4 separate regions of the Homo sapiens genome follow, and regions 2, 3 and 4 are each linked to region 1. Evidence: chromatin contacts called from ENCODE Hi-C or POLR2A ChIA-PET data. All regions are on one chromosome and are shown on one strand. The core of a region is the stretch at or near the end of the contact, and the rest is flanking DNA. Distances in the headings are between cores, read along the strand shown. Region 1 overlaps LOC105372932 (a long non-coding RNA gene). Region 2 overlaps LOC124904517 (a long non-coding RNA gene). Region 3 overlaps LOC124904517 (a long non-coding RNA gene). Region 4 overlaps LOC101929750 (a long non-coding RNA gene).

Region 1 (3,771 bases), core at 403-2,902:
GCGTGGTGGCTCACACCTGTAATCCCAGCACTTTGGGAGGCCGAGGCAGGTGGATCAGCTGATGTCAGGAGTTCAAAACCAGCCTGGCCAAGAAGGTGAAACCCTATCTCTACTAAAAATAGAAAAAGAAAAAAAAATAGCTGGGCGTGGTGGCGCACGCCTGTAATCCCAGCTACTCTGGAGGCTAAGGCAGGAGAATTGCTTGAACGCGGGAGGCAGAGGTTGCAGTGAGCCAAGATCGCACCACTGCACTCCAGCCTGGGCAACAGAGAGACTCCGTCAAAAAAAAAGAATGTCCAAAATAAATACTGACAACACAGAGTGTTGACAAGGATGCTGAGTAAGTAGAATTCACATACATGATGGCTGGAATTGGAAAATGCTACAGCAACTCTGGATAATAGCTTGGCAGTTTCCTTATAAAGTGAAACATACATCTACGCTATAACTCCACAAGGCCGATCCTGAGTATTTACCCCAGGAAAATGAAAATGTATGTTCACATGAAACTGATAAACAAAACTTCAGAGTAGCTTTTTTTTTTTTTTTTTTTTTTTTTTTACACAGTAGCTTCAAACTGAAAATAACTTGAATGTCCCTCAATGAGTGAAAGGGTAAATAAACTGTGATACCACATATGATGGAACACTATTCAGTCATAAAAAAGAACAACTTAGATAACTCTGTGCTGAGTAAGAGATGCCAGTTTCAAAAGACAAAAGCACAATGGTGGAGAAGAGATTAGTGATTGCCAGGGATTATGGTGGAGGGAGGGGTGAATATAAAGGGACAGCATGGGGAAGCTTTGGGGGGTTATGGCACTGTTTCGTATCCTCTTTGTGGTGGTTACACAAATCTATACATATGTGGAAATCCATAGAGCTGTACATCAAAGAAAAAAGTCAACTTTACTATAGGATAATTTGGAAAATAATTTTTTTAAAGGCCAATGCATTCCTATTTGACTTTTCTATTCACAGTTTGTTGTCAATCTCTTCTTTACTGAACTGATGACATCCTGTTTTCACTAACACTGCTTGCCTGGCGGGGAGATATGAGGCATGTGTGAGGCATTGCAGATACAAAGATGAGTCAGGCAGAGGCTCATGCACAGGGCTCACCACCTGGGCAAGGAAATGAGACAGGGAAGTGAAGAGACGTCAACAATTTATGCTACAGAAATTCAAGGGGTGAGAAATCCCTGATCACTATGGGAAGTGTAAGCACAAAGCGTGTTTTCTTAACTCAACCAAGAAGGAATAATTGGTTCTGTTTACTGTTTCCTTACCAAATATATTTTTTGGTAATTTTGAAGACTCCCTTGCTTTGACCAAAAAATATTAAATTTAAAAATCTCATTAGTTGATAGGAACAGTGCCTGCTGGGTTGTAAATTTATTGAAACATGGCCTGTCCTAACCAGCACTCTGACACATAGAAGTCCCGTCACTCATTATATAAATCCATTTATTAAATAAATGGATGAAAGATAACATCATGAGCACAATATTTGAATCATTGCTAGTCATTGCGGTATTATTTTGTATTTAGTTGTCATATTCATCAGTATAGCTTCTGTCATAGTCATTTGGAGATGAAACATATTTTAATTAATATGTGCCCACTTCATTCTGAGGCTCTGTAGGTGGCACTCCCCAGGGGAAAGTCCCTAAAAGTGAGTCACCGTGATTATTCATGTCCTGTGGCATCAGTCTTTGAAACCAATATCTACAGGAAATAAATACCAGGAATGTGAATGCAGATGCCTTGAGAAGACCACTAATCCTGCTATGATAAGTAACTGGGCAGTTATTCAAGTGGGGTGTTTTTAGTGCCATGGAAACAGACAGAGTCGGTGTTTTCCAAGGGAAAGTGTTTTAAATCCAGAGTCCTGCCTAATCTGGATATAAATATGCTGACTGTTATGAATCTAGCTTCCTAAACCAAGCCCTACCTTAATTTCCTCATATGTGAGGTAAAGGTCACCCACCACAGTCTGGTGTGAATTCATGGCAATTAAGGTTCTTACTTAGAAGAAGTCATTATTTTTATTCCCATCTGGGCAGAAGTCAAGTTCAAAGTCAGAGTTGTATCAGGGTTCAGCTTCTGTGATCAGTCAGACCATTTATGTTTAGAAGTGAGTTTTCTAAAGTAAGTGCTAAGTATTTTAGGCAAAGAAACCCAGCTGTGAAAATACTGCTAACATTTGTACAGTTGTTTTATATGTGGATTTATTTTTACTTGCACTTACTTTAGTGCGATTCTTTGCAGAGAAGTTCCTCTTCCCCTCCTCTCCTTCCCCGTCACTGCCTCTGGCTGCCTCTCGTGGGTCATTTGAGAAATGACAGTCTCTCTCTAATCCTTATGGGTCACAAGTGTTCTGCATCATGGCACACCCTTGACTAATTAGCATTAATAAGTGATGCTGGGAGAAAGAACCCTGGAGAAAAAGCAGAAGGCTTGTTTTTGCCAAATTGGAATTGACCCAGCTAGCAAAATTTTCCAGCGTACTTTCTTACTCTCTTGCCTCTTGTGTGTTCTTGCTGCCTAAACATACGTTTCTGACATGAGGTCTTGGACAGCCCATGAAATACACTGCCCTGCATACCTTTTGTTCCAGGGGGCATGGGGACTTTATTTATTTAATAAACTTTTCCTAAACTGTTTACTGTGTGCAGGCCATAAGGGATAATAAGACATCATTTCTGCCTCCTACCTTTTTATGTTGTTTTAGCACAGATATGGCAAAGATATATCTAACTATATATTAGTTATTGAGCACCTACTGTGTGAAAGGCATTGGGCTAGGTACAAATAGAAGAGCCTTGCAGAATAAACAGGACTTCAATAGGCAGGGAACCAAAATAGGACAGGCCAGGTAGGCTGCGCAGTAAAAGGAAAAGCTCAAAGGCAGGAAAGTAAAAGTCCAATTAGAGGGCTCTGCGTAGGGAATCCAAAGCAAAAGGGCTTAGTGGGAACTTCTGGGTCTATAACCAAAAGCAGGGTTTCAAAGAGATATTTACTTCATCCATGTTCATAGCAGCCATATTCATAATAGCCAAAACAAGGAAGCAACCCAAATGTCCATCAGTGGACGAAAGGATAAACAAAATAGCCTTAAAAAGGAAGAAAATCCTGCCATACACTACAACATGGATAAGCCTTGAGGACAGGATGCTAATGAAATGAGCTACTCATCAAAAGAAAATACTGCATGATTCCACTTACATGATATAGTTGAGAAATCACAGTCATAGAAACAGAATATAGAATGGTGTTTTTCAGGGGCTGTAGGGGAGGAGAGAAAGAGGAGTCATTGTTTAATGGGTATAGAATTTTAGTTTTACAGGACAAAAATTTATGGACATGGATGGGGTGATGGATGTGCATTATGAATGTATTTAGTAACACTAAACTGTACACTTAAAATGGTAAAAACTGTAAATTTTATGTGTATTTTACCACAATAAAAAATGGAAAAAAATGGGCATAGTGGAAAAACTCAGGGTTCAAATCCTACCTCTTTCCCTTATGCACTGGTTCTTCATATACAGACTAAAAATAACAATTGCACTTTTCAGGGTTGTTGTAGGTATTTAAGAAAATCCACTTAATACATGCAGGCGGAGGTTAAAGATAGTTTTTCGTATTAGTCAGTTTGACTATAGCAAACAATTTATGAAGGAGAACATGGAAAATGAGGTGGCAAAAGCAGTTTAGAGCCTCAAGTGAAATGCCTTGAATGCCTATCTATAAAATGGAGCTTTATTCT
Region 2 (3,771 bases), core at 903-3,402, 450 kb after region 1:
ACACACCCCCCTCTAGCCTTTTTCCTCTTCACTCCACTATTTGAGTCCAATTTCCTCTGAAAAAGTATTCACTTAAATAGGTGGCGTTGCACCAATTTCATTAATTGATCTGTGTCAATGTTCTAATGAGTGCTAACGAGTGACCTGCTCAGGTAGGTGAACATCAAGTCATGGAACACTAGTAACTCAACATCCCAGGTAGTAAAAACATCAAGCACAATGCCAAAAGACCTCTTCACTCTAGAAGATCTTCTGTAGGCCAGGGAAGAGGTTTTGTGGGAAATTTGGGGACCCATGGACATGCTCAATTTAGGACACTTCAGGATGTTTCTGTTGTATCTACCTGGAGAGATCAACCTGGAAAAATAGTCCTGCTACTTTACCAGGACTATCAGCCAGAAGCTATGCAGGAGAGTGCTCCAAGTCATACCACAGTCAGGCCAGATGGAGAGGCCCAGAACCTTCATTCTGAAACCACTTTCTTAGTTCTAGGAATTTTAACTTTTGAAAAGATGGAGTTTAGAGACACTCTGGGAATTATCTAAGTTGATCACTTTATTTTTTGCGAAGCTGATGCTCACATAAATGAGATGATTGTTAGGCCCTAGAATTAGTTAGGGCTGAGTTGAATTTGAAACCCAGGTTTTCTAGCACCTAAACCAGAATTCCCTGTGCTAGTTTATATACATATATATACATATATCTTCATATATATGCATATGTATATATATATGCACCTTGTTATATATAAACTTTTGTATATCTTACCTGTTCTAGAAGAGTCTCTGGTGGTGATGGACCAAAAGATCAAATCTGTAAATTATATTCCATTACCAAGAATCTAGGTAATTAACTGCCTAGAGCTCAGTCTGCCCAACTGTAAAATGAGCAGAGTATTCCCTGCATTGGTCTATGTTGCTAGGCTGTTACAAGAATAGATAGGAGTGTCTTGCACACAAAAAATGCTGAAAAAAATTGGCTAAAGAAAGGAGAGAGTTCAGAAAGTCAAAGTTCACACATACACAAGTTATTAGAATTGATCACCATTCTCAGATTCAGAAGCTACTGGTAGTGTTCTCCCTACCCCCAAGATTGGGAGAGCATTAGCCTTTATAGCTAACATTAGGCAACAGAATGGCTTACTATTGGAGCTGGCAACCTGCATGCTTCTACACACAGACCACTGAGACAGGCAACCTCCACACCTTCTACCAACTGCTGATGGGCTGTTGCTTAGACAACCCCACATCCTGGACCCAAGCTCCTAAACAGACCAAGAAGAATAGCAGTGCACTGAAGGTGGAGTAGACAGAGGGAGAAAGAACAAGCAGACCACCTAAAATGATGACCCTAAAGAAATGGAGTGCCTGAACGAATGGGACTGATGTCAATTTGGAAAAGGGGTAGGGAAAGAGAGGGGGAGAGAAAAAGGGGGAGAAGGGGGTGTGAAAGAGAGGGAAGGAGGGAGGAATAAAAAGAATATGAGAATTTAGGAGATTCACATACATATTTGAGACTCAAAGTAGTGACATGGAAGATCAAGTTGAAGGAATATTCTAAAGCCTACGACAAATATCCATATCTCACCATTGTTAGTACAAGGGGCCTGAAATAAAATTCCCTTGGGGTAAGATTGCACACAGGAGGCTACATCTGCTGTGCAGCTCCCCAAAACTTTAGCCACTCTGACTCATCCCAAGGGGAAGAATTTTGGCCACCTGAGTTCCTGACTTGGATTCTGACTGTGGCTTTTAGCCTTTGCATCATCCTGCATCTTAAGGATTGCTCTGTCTGTCTCTCCTTCTCTGTCCTGGGTGAGCAAGCTGCTGGCATCTCCTGTCGGCCACAGGAGGTGTGTTGACAAGGGCCAGGAAATATGTGGGAAGGGGTGGGTTGGGGGGAGTTTCCTAGGCAGCGTTCCTCTAGGAACTTTCTTCTCTAGGAATTCTCTTAGATCAGCATCCATTGCCTGTCCACTGGGTCATAAGCTTTCCTTATGCACGTTCAGTTGTTAAATCTACAACACCTCTCGCCCCCACACAGACTTTCACTCCCGCTCAAGAGAGGGGTCAGGGTGTGTGTGTGTGTTGTGAGCAAACTCCTTCATTGCCATGGACCTGGCAGAGGCACAAGCCAGCCCCATTCCAGGACCATGTGACACTGGCTGGGTTACTCACTTGTTTGCCCTCCAGCAGGGGCAGCCGGGGACACCTCCCTAGAGTGACTACAGCGTTTATCCCTGGGATGACTCAGCCCAAGCCTCCCTCTGCCCAAAAAGGGAATCTGAGGCTGGGGCTGGAGATGGGGCCTGTTGATTAGCCGCATCTATGGTTGGGAGAGCATAGAAACTACCTCTCACCTGGGAAACATGAGGGACAGAGTGAGTAATGCTCAGATCAGTGGCTCAGGAACTCAGCGTGAAACATAAGTTTATTTGAGAAGCTCAAGTGACAGGTGGAGCTTTGCTTCCAGAACCCCAAGGAAGATCCTACTCAGCCACCTAATGATAACATTTTCATTTCAGATTTCCATTCATTTCATCTCACTGACTTCACTCTCACCTTTATTTTGTTTTCGTCATTTCTGGAGTGGGTCAATTACTTAACCCTGAATAGAGATGTGATATAGCAGAGTCTTAGGGTGGGTTCTGGCTGATTCCTCATCAAGAATAAGATTCTATTTCCTTTGTCCTGAACAGGATAATCTCTTCAGATTACAAAGCTGTACCTACCTAGTATTGTTTGTTGATGTTTCTGTTGTTTATAAACACTGGTCTCATCTCTCCAAGAGCATAATACATTCCTCAAAAGCACTCGCTTCCCTTATAGTTCTAATTCCTCATGGCACTCTCTGAGAAGCACATGTGGATACTTAACACTTGTTACTTGATTGTTCTCAATCTTAAATACCTGGAAGAAAAGGCATTTCCACAACCTCACCAGTCACCAAATCCAAGAACTAAATTCAGCAAGATCGAGTTTTTGATAGCAAAATTAAAGTTACCATATTTTACACCATTTCACCAACAACATCTGTAGTTTAATTGGTTAATTTCCATCTGCTGGCCTTCTAGCTAACTCTGAGGCATTCCCCTGATGTTACTATTATAATTGTTCCTAGAGGTCTACGATAAAAACAACGGTTATTTGTAGAGGCTTAATCACACACAAAGTGATTTCACAGGTATTTCTACTTAGAGCATCACCCTCTGTGGCGGCTATAATTGCACTTCTCAGATCTCCGACATCGGGGAGCAACATCAGGGACCATAATTAACTCAGCGCAGACGGGGCTCTAAAATCCATCATGCGTTTGTGATGTGGTCTGATGGCCCTTTCAGCCTCTCCACGCTCCTGGGCTATTTTATCTCACAGGTGTTTCCCCTAACAAAATGTTCTTGCACACATTCTGTCTTCACATCTGTTTTTCTGAGAACCCACTCCCTCGAACCTAGCTTGACGAGCCCCTTCTCTGGGTCTCCAGAGCACCCTGGATCTGTCTCCATCAGAGAATTCCGCATGCCGCGTTACACTGTCTGTCTCCATGTTAGACCTGGATCCACAACCGTGCTGTAATGAGGTGAATGTAACCCATGCTGGGAGAGGGTGATTCACCTCACTGGCGAGTTGAAGAGTGAATGTGGAGGTCAAAGAGGGTTTCACCAACAAGGTACCTTCACCTGTGCCTGGAAGGATGGGTAGGATCCAGGTAAGGAGGATGGGAGCCAGCATTTAACGCAGAGGGAACAGTGTGAGAAGGAGGATGGGAGCC
Region 3 (3,771 bases), core at 398-2,897, 430 kb after region 1:
ACTTAAAATCCAAGAATTGTGAGATATTCATAAAGCAAGATGTCGCTTTGACACAGAAGGCAAAGTTTAAGAGCCTATTAAAGACCATACTCTATTAGTTCCTTAAATATGTCCTTATTCAAGTCACTATGGTAATTCTCTGGTATTATCCCTTATGAATAGCTATTCATTGTGGTCATATGGGGTAGAATATCGGATCAAATCATAACTTCTCCATGCCCTGTTTCTTCATCAGAACAGAAATAAAAATAGTATCTAATTCGTATATTTGTTGTGATAATTAGGTAAATTCAAACATAAATCATAGAGTAGTGACTGGTAGGTAATAAGCCATAATATACACTATTTTTATTAAATATGATAATGTGTTTATGGGTCTTGGTAATTCAACTATGGGGTAAGTAGGGAAAGAAATGTTATCTATAAAAATGACCCTTTTGCCCTCCATTTTATAGCTGGGGAATGGTCTGTTTAATGCTAACTAGGGCTACTTTCTGGTTGTTTGCACAACGAGAGCCAAGTGTCCATCACTCAGATAATAGCAGAGTGATGATCTCTCCAAACTAGATAGATTTGAAATGGTTTCAAGAATTGGGGTTTCTTAGTCTAGAATAAAGAAGACTAGAGAGGAGATACAACCACCGTCTTCAAATATAGAAGGGCTGACATAGAGAGAAACAGTTACATCTATTTTGTTTGTATCTAGAGGACAGAACCATGACCAGCTGGGTAGAAGTTAAAGGGAAACTTGAACTCAACATAGGAAGAATTCTCTAATAATCAGCATTGTATAACAAGATATGGGCAGTTCATAAAGCTATCTCCACCAATGGAAGTGCTGTGTGACCTTAAACATATAACTTAAACTATCTGTACCTTGGTTTCTTCATCTGCAAAATGAGAATAACAATAGCTACTTTCGAGGGATGTTGTGAAGACTAAATACATTTATATGTATATAGTCTTTCAAACAGTGCTGGAACACATTTGGCATTCTATGGGTGTTAGCCATTGTATAACTGACTTATAAAGGTGAAAAGGGGCAAGTGTTGTTATCTCTTACATGATGGAAATAAGATCAATTATCAAGCAACCTGGTTTACTCTTAGGCAACTGATCATTATGGCAATGGGAATTACCTAAGCTGTCTCTGGCATCATTGGTATATCCCTCAGCAAGGGTACTCTCTTCAGTCTCAATTCTTATTGGCATCAACTGTGTCGTATATATTTTTAGAGATTTCCACAATGCCCAGGCAGTGAGCCTTCAATAAATACATGTTGTCTAGACATACATAGTGGTACCTTCTCATGGAAAGAGTATTGATTTATGCCCTATAATTACAAGTATCTCTACATCCTTCTCTAATCAGTATCGGTGAAGTCACCGTCTAACTGCTTCCAGACAGTCATTTTAAATTTATTTCTAACTCAACAGTCTCTGCAATTTAACTTGATTAAATACAACACAGGTTTAATTGGAACTTAGCTGCAAATTAAGAGCAAAGAATCCATAGAATTGACTGCTCTTTAAATATAGTTTAGCTCAGTAAGCTAATAGTTCTTTTATGGAGATGCCACACTGAGTAGACATTAAATTGTGGTTCAAACAGCAAAACAAACAAATAGTGTGTGGGCCTCTGAGTATTTATTGTGATTATGCTATATGAGTAATAAGTAATATTTGAGGACATTAGTCATTATTGGCTTTGCATACTTCCTTTGCATGTGGGAGCCAGGATAAACAAGCCCTGGGATGCCCTCCTTTTTCTTGTGTGGGCTCATAATTAAGGGCTAGGGGAGAGTTATTCCCTCTGTAGAAATTTGGTACTGCTGATTTACATATATTTGCTGTTTTTGTAATCCAAAAATCTGGGGTGTTTATGGGTCTGCAATTCTGTGTGGCTCTGTGCCTGTAGAAGAGCTAGTAGAAAATGACACATTTGTCCGAGTTTCAGACTTACCATTATGAGACAGTTTGTCTTTTTCTGGGCAAGGACATAAAGATCTGCAGGGATTATAGTCACACTGCACTTGTGACAGATACATGGGTTGAAAAGAAGAGCGGCATTTTCTCCCCCTCCCCTATTTTCTTTGGAGTATGCTTTTTAATTGTTTTCTGTATATACTTTTGTGTAAGTTACGAGGACTTGCAGAAGGTTCTTCAGAAAACAGGAGATATGATAAGATTTATCTTTCTGGAAAGTTAATGCTGGTAGCACAGGGAAGGCATGGCTAAAAAGAATAAACTGGAGAAGAGAAATAAGTTAGGATCCTACTGAAAAAATTCAGGTATAAAATGAAGATCTTTAATAATAACTGGGAATGGGAGAAACACCAAATTCCAGATACAGACCTAAAGTAGAAATGGTAGGGTTTATTGGTCCATGAGCTGTGTGAGATGAAGAGGAGCTCAGGTTAATCATAATGTTTAGAGGACTGAGGGAATGATGACACTGCTAACTGGGATTTGGAAATGGGGAAAGAGAATAGGACCGGGGAATGATGCATTCGGTTTTGGACCTGCTGTGTTTGAGATTTATTTGCAGCTCTTTAAACATAGTTTGGATTCGTAAGCTCATAGTCAGATGAAGACATTTGGAAATATGGGTCTGGCACTTAAGCCATATGTCACATCTGGCCTGTAGACTTGGGAGACATTTGAGCACAATGTTACAATGTCCTCACTGGTTCCCAGCTTTCATTAAAATGTATCTAAACAACTATATAAAATATAAAAATATTTCACTTCTTAATATAAGGTACCTGAGATCTGGAAAAAGTGACATTATTTTGTCCTGCATTTTTTTTTCAATCTTAAGAATTAAATAAAGCCCAGGAAAAGTCTTCTGTGGTAGGCAGAATAACAGCCTCCCAAAGATGTCCATATCCTTATCTCTGGAACCAGTGAATACATTTCCTTACATAGGAAAAGGGACTTTAGAATTGTGATTGAGTTAAAGACCTGGAGATGAGGAGATTATACTTGATTACCTGGGTCGGCACGATCTAATCACACTGGTCCTTAAAAGAAGAGAAACGGCCAGGTGCAGTGGCTCACGCCTGTATTCCCAGCACTTACGGAGGCCGAGGTGGGTGGATCACGAGGTCAGGAGATCGAGACCATCCTGGCCAACATGGTGAAACCCCGTCTCTACTACAAATACAAAAATTAGCTGGGCATGGTGGTGCGTGCCTATAGTCCCAGCTACTTGGGAGGCTGAGGCAGGAGAAACGCTTGAACCTGGGAGGTGGAGGTTGCAGTAAGCCCAGATCTCGCCACTGCACTCCAGCCTGGCAACAGAGTGAGACTCTGTCTCAAAAAAAAAAGAATCTTTCCCAGCTGTGGTCACAGGCAGATATGACTACAGAGGAATGCTCAAAGAATAGTGACAATGCTGGCCTTGAAGATGAAGGAAGAAAGTCATGAGCCAAGGAATATAGGTGGCCTCTAGGAGCCAGAAAAGGTAAGGAGACAGATTCTTCACTAGAGCCTCCAGAAAGGGGCACAGCCCTGTGACGACTTGATGTTTGCCACCTAGACCTGTGTCGGGCCTCTAACCTAACAACTGTAAGATAAATTTGTGTTGTTTGTCAGGCCAGATCCCTATTAACTTTAATAGAGATGGCAACAGTTTCAAGAGGCTGAGGAAGAGACCTGGAGCCAGCAAACGAGACATAGGGTTTTATTTAGGGGAACCTACATACAGGGACAGTCCAGTGGTGGCAAACTGAATGGTAGAACCAAAGCTGCTTACAAAAAAGAATGCGG
Region 4 (3,771 bases), core at 615-3,114, 370 kb before region 1:
AGATTGTGAGCAGGAGGCAAAATCCCAGCAATCTGGTGGCATGGACAAATCTTGGTGTCAGAAGGCATGGTGTGTTGAGGCTTAACAATCTCAGCTCTATTTTTGTCTATCACCCCTTTGATACATGTCAAAAAAAATCCCACCCACTAGTTCTCTTTCTCCTCTCCCCATCAAGATCAAGCACCATAGACAAATTAAATAATAACAATAATAGAACAGGAAAATAATACACCGATGATCAGACATCAAAATGAAATGCAGACCCTTAGAACAACTTTGCTTCGTGTACTTTTAATACATTTTATATGCCACACGGCAATTTACTGAGAGGTGGATTTTAACATACCACATATGCTATTGGCAAGATAAGAATTACTGAGTTGAATGTTGGTTCACTAAATATGCTGAAACCCTTTTACAGTGTAGACTCTGAGGAACAGCTAACACTCTCTTTATGGGCACATTGAAATGAATTGTGCTTTTACTGTATGTCATTGTTATGTTTCAGGGGACATGATTTCACCAGTAGCTTTGCCAAATTTTTGCAATAACATGATTCCACTGTATTTCTATTTTAGTACCACGATCTCATGCCTTGAAGTTTATTTGAAAAAAGAAAACAACATAAAAAAGAGTGAAGTTCAGCCAAATCCAGGTTATTCAGGATTTAAGTTATAATCCAGCATGAAGATTATCCTAAACTTTTGCTTCTCTTCCTCACCTTTAGTATTTTTCATCTTAAGTGGATGTTCCTGCTCAGTAGCATATTTCCCAGAAAGAATCAATGGGATTTAATTAATTTCTTGTGTGAAATGCTGCAGAGATACTTTTTGAGGGAGGGAGAGAGAGAGAGAATGAGAATGTATGTAGAGAGAGAGAGAAGAGAGAAATGGTTGGAAGCTTTTGGTAATATTTTCTGATATGTATAAACTTAAATTACCTAGAATTCATGAGCACTTCTGCTTGCTATCCATGTAGAAGAGATCATTAAGAGATTGCTGTATTTTATCCATAATGTACTTTTCTAACCTAAATTATTAGGAATAGGAATACCCCATCTGCATGCTATGAATAACACCATGTGTGGAGAATCTGCACAGATCCTGAGATAATTGTAGGGATGAAGCTGTCTAAGGAGAAATCCCAGGCCTTAGGAGAGTGTGAACCTTGTGGAAAGATGAACAAAAGGGGAAGAGCCCTATTTTGAATCAAGGAAATCTTAACTCATGAGAATAAAATTAGTGTGAGGAGCCAAATCCTGAACAATCTTTAGTTTCCTTATTTTCTCTCTGATGACACTGTAACTGTCTAACTAAAAAGGAGAGAATCAAGTTAAGGAGCAAAGTATTTGGTCAACCCTTTAAACTATTTGTCGACATCATTTTATAGGTCAGCATACTTGTTTGAATTTTCCATTTGTCTTTAGAATATCTACCTGGAGAGAAGTCGATATTTAACTAGAAGAGATGGACGCTGTTGGGCTAATACAAAAAGTTAAAAATTCAACCCATGAAACATTGGTTTTTATTTCATTAGCAATTTTGGTTTCATTTTTTTTACCCAAATTAGGCTGAAAAATGAAATCAAAATTGCTGGTGAAATGAAGCCATTTTATACAAATAGCACTTTGCATCCTCAAAAAGAGAGATTCCACAGAATGTTCTTGTACAAACACCTGTAGTTTGGGTCCATGTGGAATCTCTCTTTTTCAGGACACAAAGTGGTATTTGTATAAGAACATTCTGATTCTGGATCCACTAGCTGCAAGAAGACCTGATTGAACCAGTGCCTCCCGCTGTGGGTGAAAATCAGCCTGGCCTCTCCTGGGACACAGAGGGGACCAAACTGTCAGTCACTAGAATGATTTGTTCTCACTTTCCAGCTGGCTGGTTTGGTGCTGTTGTTGATGCTGCCACAGTCATTGTAGTGTAGGGTAGGTAACAGACTAGCCTTCCAAGCACCTAGCTTTCCACCTCCTTGCTGAGACTTTGGCTTGGTCTCCTAGAAATGGCTCCTTTTAACCCAATAAACAGGGAAGTGGGTGGGGGGATAGCTGTTTAAAAAGAGCACATTTTAATGGAAAAATGAGGTATTTTCCATTGTGGTAATGTGTCTTTTTTTTTCAATCATAAAATTGCTCAAAAGAGGAAGCAAAAAGAGGAACATGTATTCATTTGTTTCAACTTGAATTTGTGAAATGAGTTCTTAAGAAAGCTAGCAGGCATCTATTTCGAAGAATTATGACTCCTTTTCGACATGTAAATATCGTATCATTTCCACAGTATAATTATCTCCCATGATGATCTAAATTTATATGACTGTAGATTCCAAACGCAGTTATTGTGGAGTTTCAACAAGACCACATATGAGAAAGAAAGAGAGAAAATATCTGCATGTGTCAGTGTTCAAATGACACCATCAGAGACTGTTGAGAGTAAGACAAGACCTCTCCTTTGTGACCAGTTAACTGATACTAGACAAGTATTGTTCTAGCAGGTAAAATGACTCGAAGATATCTTCAAACTTTATATTTTTTAATAACCCCCATAATACAGAATTACCTATGGATGTACATGTTGGAGTACATTCACGTGAAAGTATAGAATCAGACATTATTCAGGCAGACTTTCCCTGTTCCAAATACTCCTTAATTGAGGAACTACCTTGACTACTAATTTTAAATCACAATAGTTCCATGCAGAAGGGAGAGCTAAGTTTTGGGTTACAAAATTTTGAAAACCACCATATAGAACCCACCTAAAATATCCAACCACCAACTTGCCACTGGCGATGGCTGAGAAAGCAGAAGGGAGGCAGATGTGGTTGTTGCCCAGTTGGAAATGATGATACTAATAAGACTTTAAGTGAAGTAAGCAGAAGGAGTTTGGGGCATTTGTTATGCTCTCCTTGAAGCTCTGTTCTGAGTCCTCCCAGACCTGGCTGGAGATTGATTTTCCTTCTGTGCTAGATATCCTACGTGAAAATAACCATGGCAGTATTAATAATAGCACTGTAGCAGCTGTTTGGAAAGTGAGCACCTTCCATACCTTAACTTTCTATTTTGCCTGGTAGATTGCACTCTTTTCCTTTTCACTAGCAGATAGTTCTCTGAGTACGAATCTAAAGAGAGGAGAGCCAAGGCTATCTATATTGCCTATGGTAAGACAGCATAGTGAGACATTTCCTTAAAAATCTGGGAATGACTGCAAATGGCATTGGGAATACAATCATGAGTTGGTTGCCCCTGATGGTAGTTCTTCAGGTTCATGCATAGGAAGCTCCAAGGGAAGGTTGACTCATTAGATGCACCAAAGGTTGGCTTACTCTAAAAATGAACATGTCATGAGCATGCACACAGGGTTAATAACATATATTGAGCTTTTCCTATATGCTAGATTCTTTTTTACCTTCTTATTAAATCCAAACAACAACGTCCCAGTGAAGATGTTGTTATCAACAAGAATATAAGCAGAATGAGTAGCAATTTGGGTTCACTTGTATACAATAAACACTTGGCACATTTGCTTTTCAAATGATTTAATAAATGTTAACCTTATGGATGAAGAAACAGAGTTTTGCAGAGATTGAATACTCTGCCAAATTCCCCCAGCCAGATAACGCCAGAACAGGGAAACAGGCCTGACGCTATGGGGAGATTTTGTTCCCTGCCAGAGGTTCAGCATACCCAAATCCCCTCCCTTGTGTGGGCCCTGGTTGGAGTTGGACACAAGAAAAATTTGCATGAGATATGGAAGGTAGAAGTGAAGCAGC

What was found. A loop is a pair of places that touch in the nucleus more often than their neighbours do. ChIA-PET counts read pairs that join two places held with the same protein, here RNA polymerase II (POLR2A). Pooled maps may share reads with other maps.
Region 2: a loop to region 1 is called in a map of PC-9, with 14 times the contacts of the local background. The contact joins two enhancer-like sites. A Hi-C loop is called at or near these places in 1 of 168 maps with a recorded cell type or tissue (PC-9), 1 of 37 single-sample maps with no recorded cell type and 9 of 50 pooled maps. POLR2A ChIA-PET finds 5 or more read pairs at or near these places in 1 of 52 experiments (RWPE1).
Region 3: a loop to region 1 is called in a map of endothelial cell of umbilical vein, with 3 times the contacts of the local background. The contact joins two enhancer-like sites. A Hi-C loop is called at or near these places in 1 of 168 maps with a recorded cell type or tissue (endothelial cell of umbilical vein) and 8 of 50 pooled maps. POLR2A ChIA-PET finds 5 or more read pairs at or near these places in 1 of 52 experiments (OCI-LY7).
Region 4: a pooled map shows a loop between it and region 1 (10-fold over the local background). The contact joins two enhancer-like sites. A Hi-C loop is called at or near these places in 4 of 37 single-sample maps with no recorded cell type and 9 of 50 pooled maps.

What each region holds. Positions count from the first base shown.
Region 1 is chr1:221,438,464-221,442,234 of GRCh38, forward strand. The region is part of intron 3 of LOC105372932 (a long non-coding RNA gene); the gene reads left to right. Among named protein-coding and RNA genes, the nearest start is that of LINC02817, 100 kb to the left of the region's middle. RefSeq lists an enhancer at 1,241-2,440. Within about 2 kb of position 1,653, at least 8 of the 41 ENCODE cell types and tissues checked have a DNase peak (open chromatin) inside an H3K27ac peak, as active enhancers do; they include PC-9 and endothelial cell of umbilical vein, where a contact is called at or near this core.
Region 2 is chr1:221,885,104-221,888,874 of GRCh38, forward strand. The region is part of intron 2 of LOC124904517 (a long non-coding RNA gene); the gene reads left to right. Among named protein-coding and RNA genes, the nearest start is that of LINC01655, 46 kb to the left of the region's middle. Within about 2 kb of position 2,153, at least 7 of the 41 ENCODE cell types and tissues checked have a DNase peak (open chromatin) inside an H3K27ac peak, as active enhancers do; they include PC-9, where a contact is called at or near this core.
Region 3 is chr1:221,867,449-221,871,219 of GRCh38, forward strand. The region is part of intron 2 of LOC124904517 (a long non-coding RNA gene); the gene reads left to right. Among named protein-coding and RNA genes, the nearest start is that of LINC01655, 29 kb to the left of the region's middle. Within about 2 kb of position 1,648, at least 3 of the 41 ENCODE cell types and tissues checked have a DNase peak (open chromatin) inside an H3K27ac peak, as active enhancers do; they include endothelial cell of umbilical vein, where a contact is called at or near this core.
Region 4 is chr1:221,067,412-221,071,182 of GRCh38, forward strand. All of the region lies in intron 3 of LOC101929750 (a long non-coding RNA gene), which reads left to right. Among named protein-coding and RNA genes, the nearest start is that of HLX-AS1, 190 kb to the left of the region's middle. RefSeq lists a silencer at 1,733-1,782. Within about 2 kb of position 1,865, at least 4 of the 41 ENCODE cell types and tissues checked have a DNase peak (open chromatin) inside an H3K27ac peak, as active enhancers do.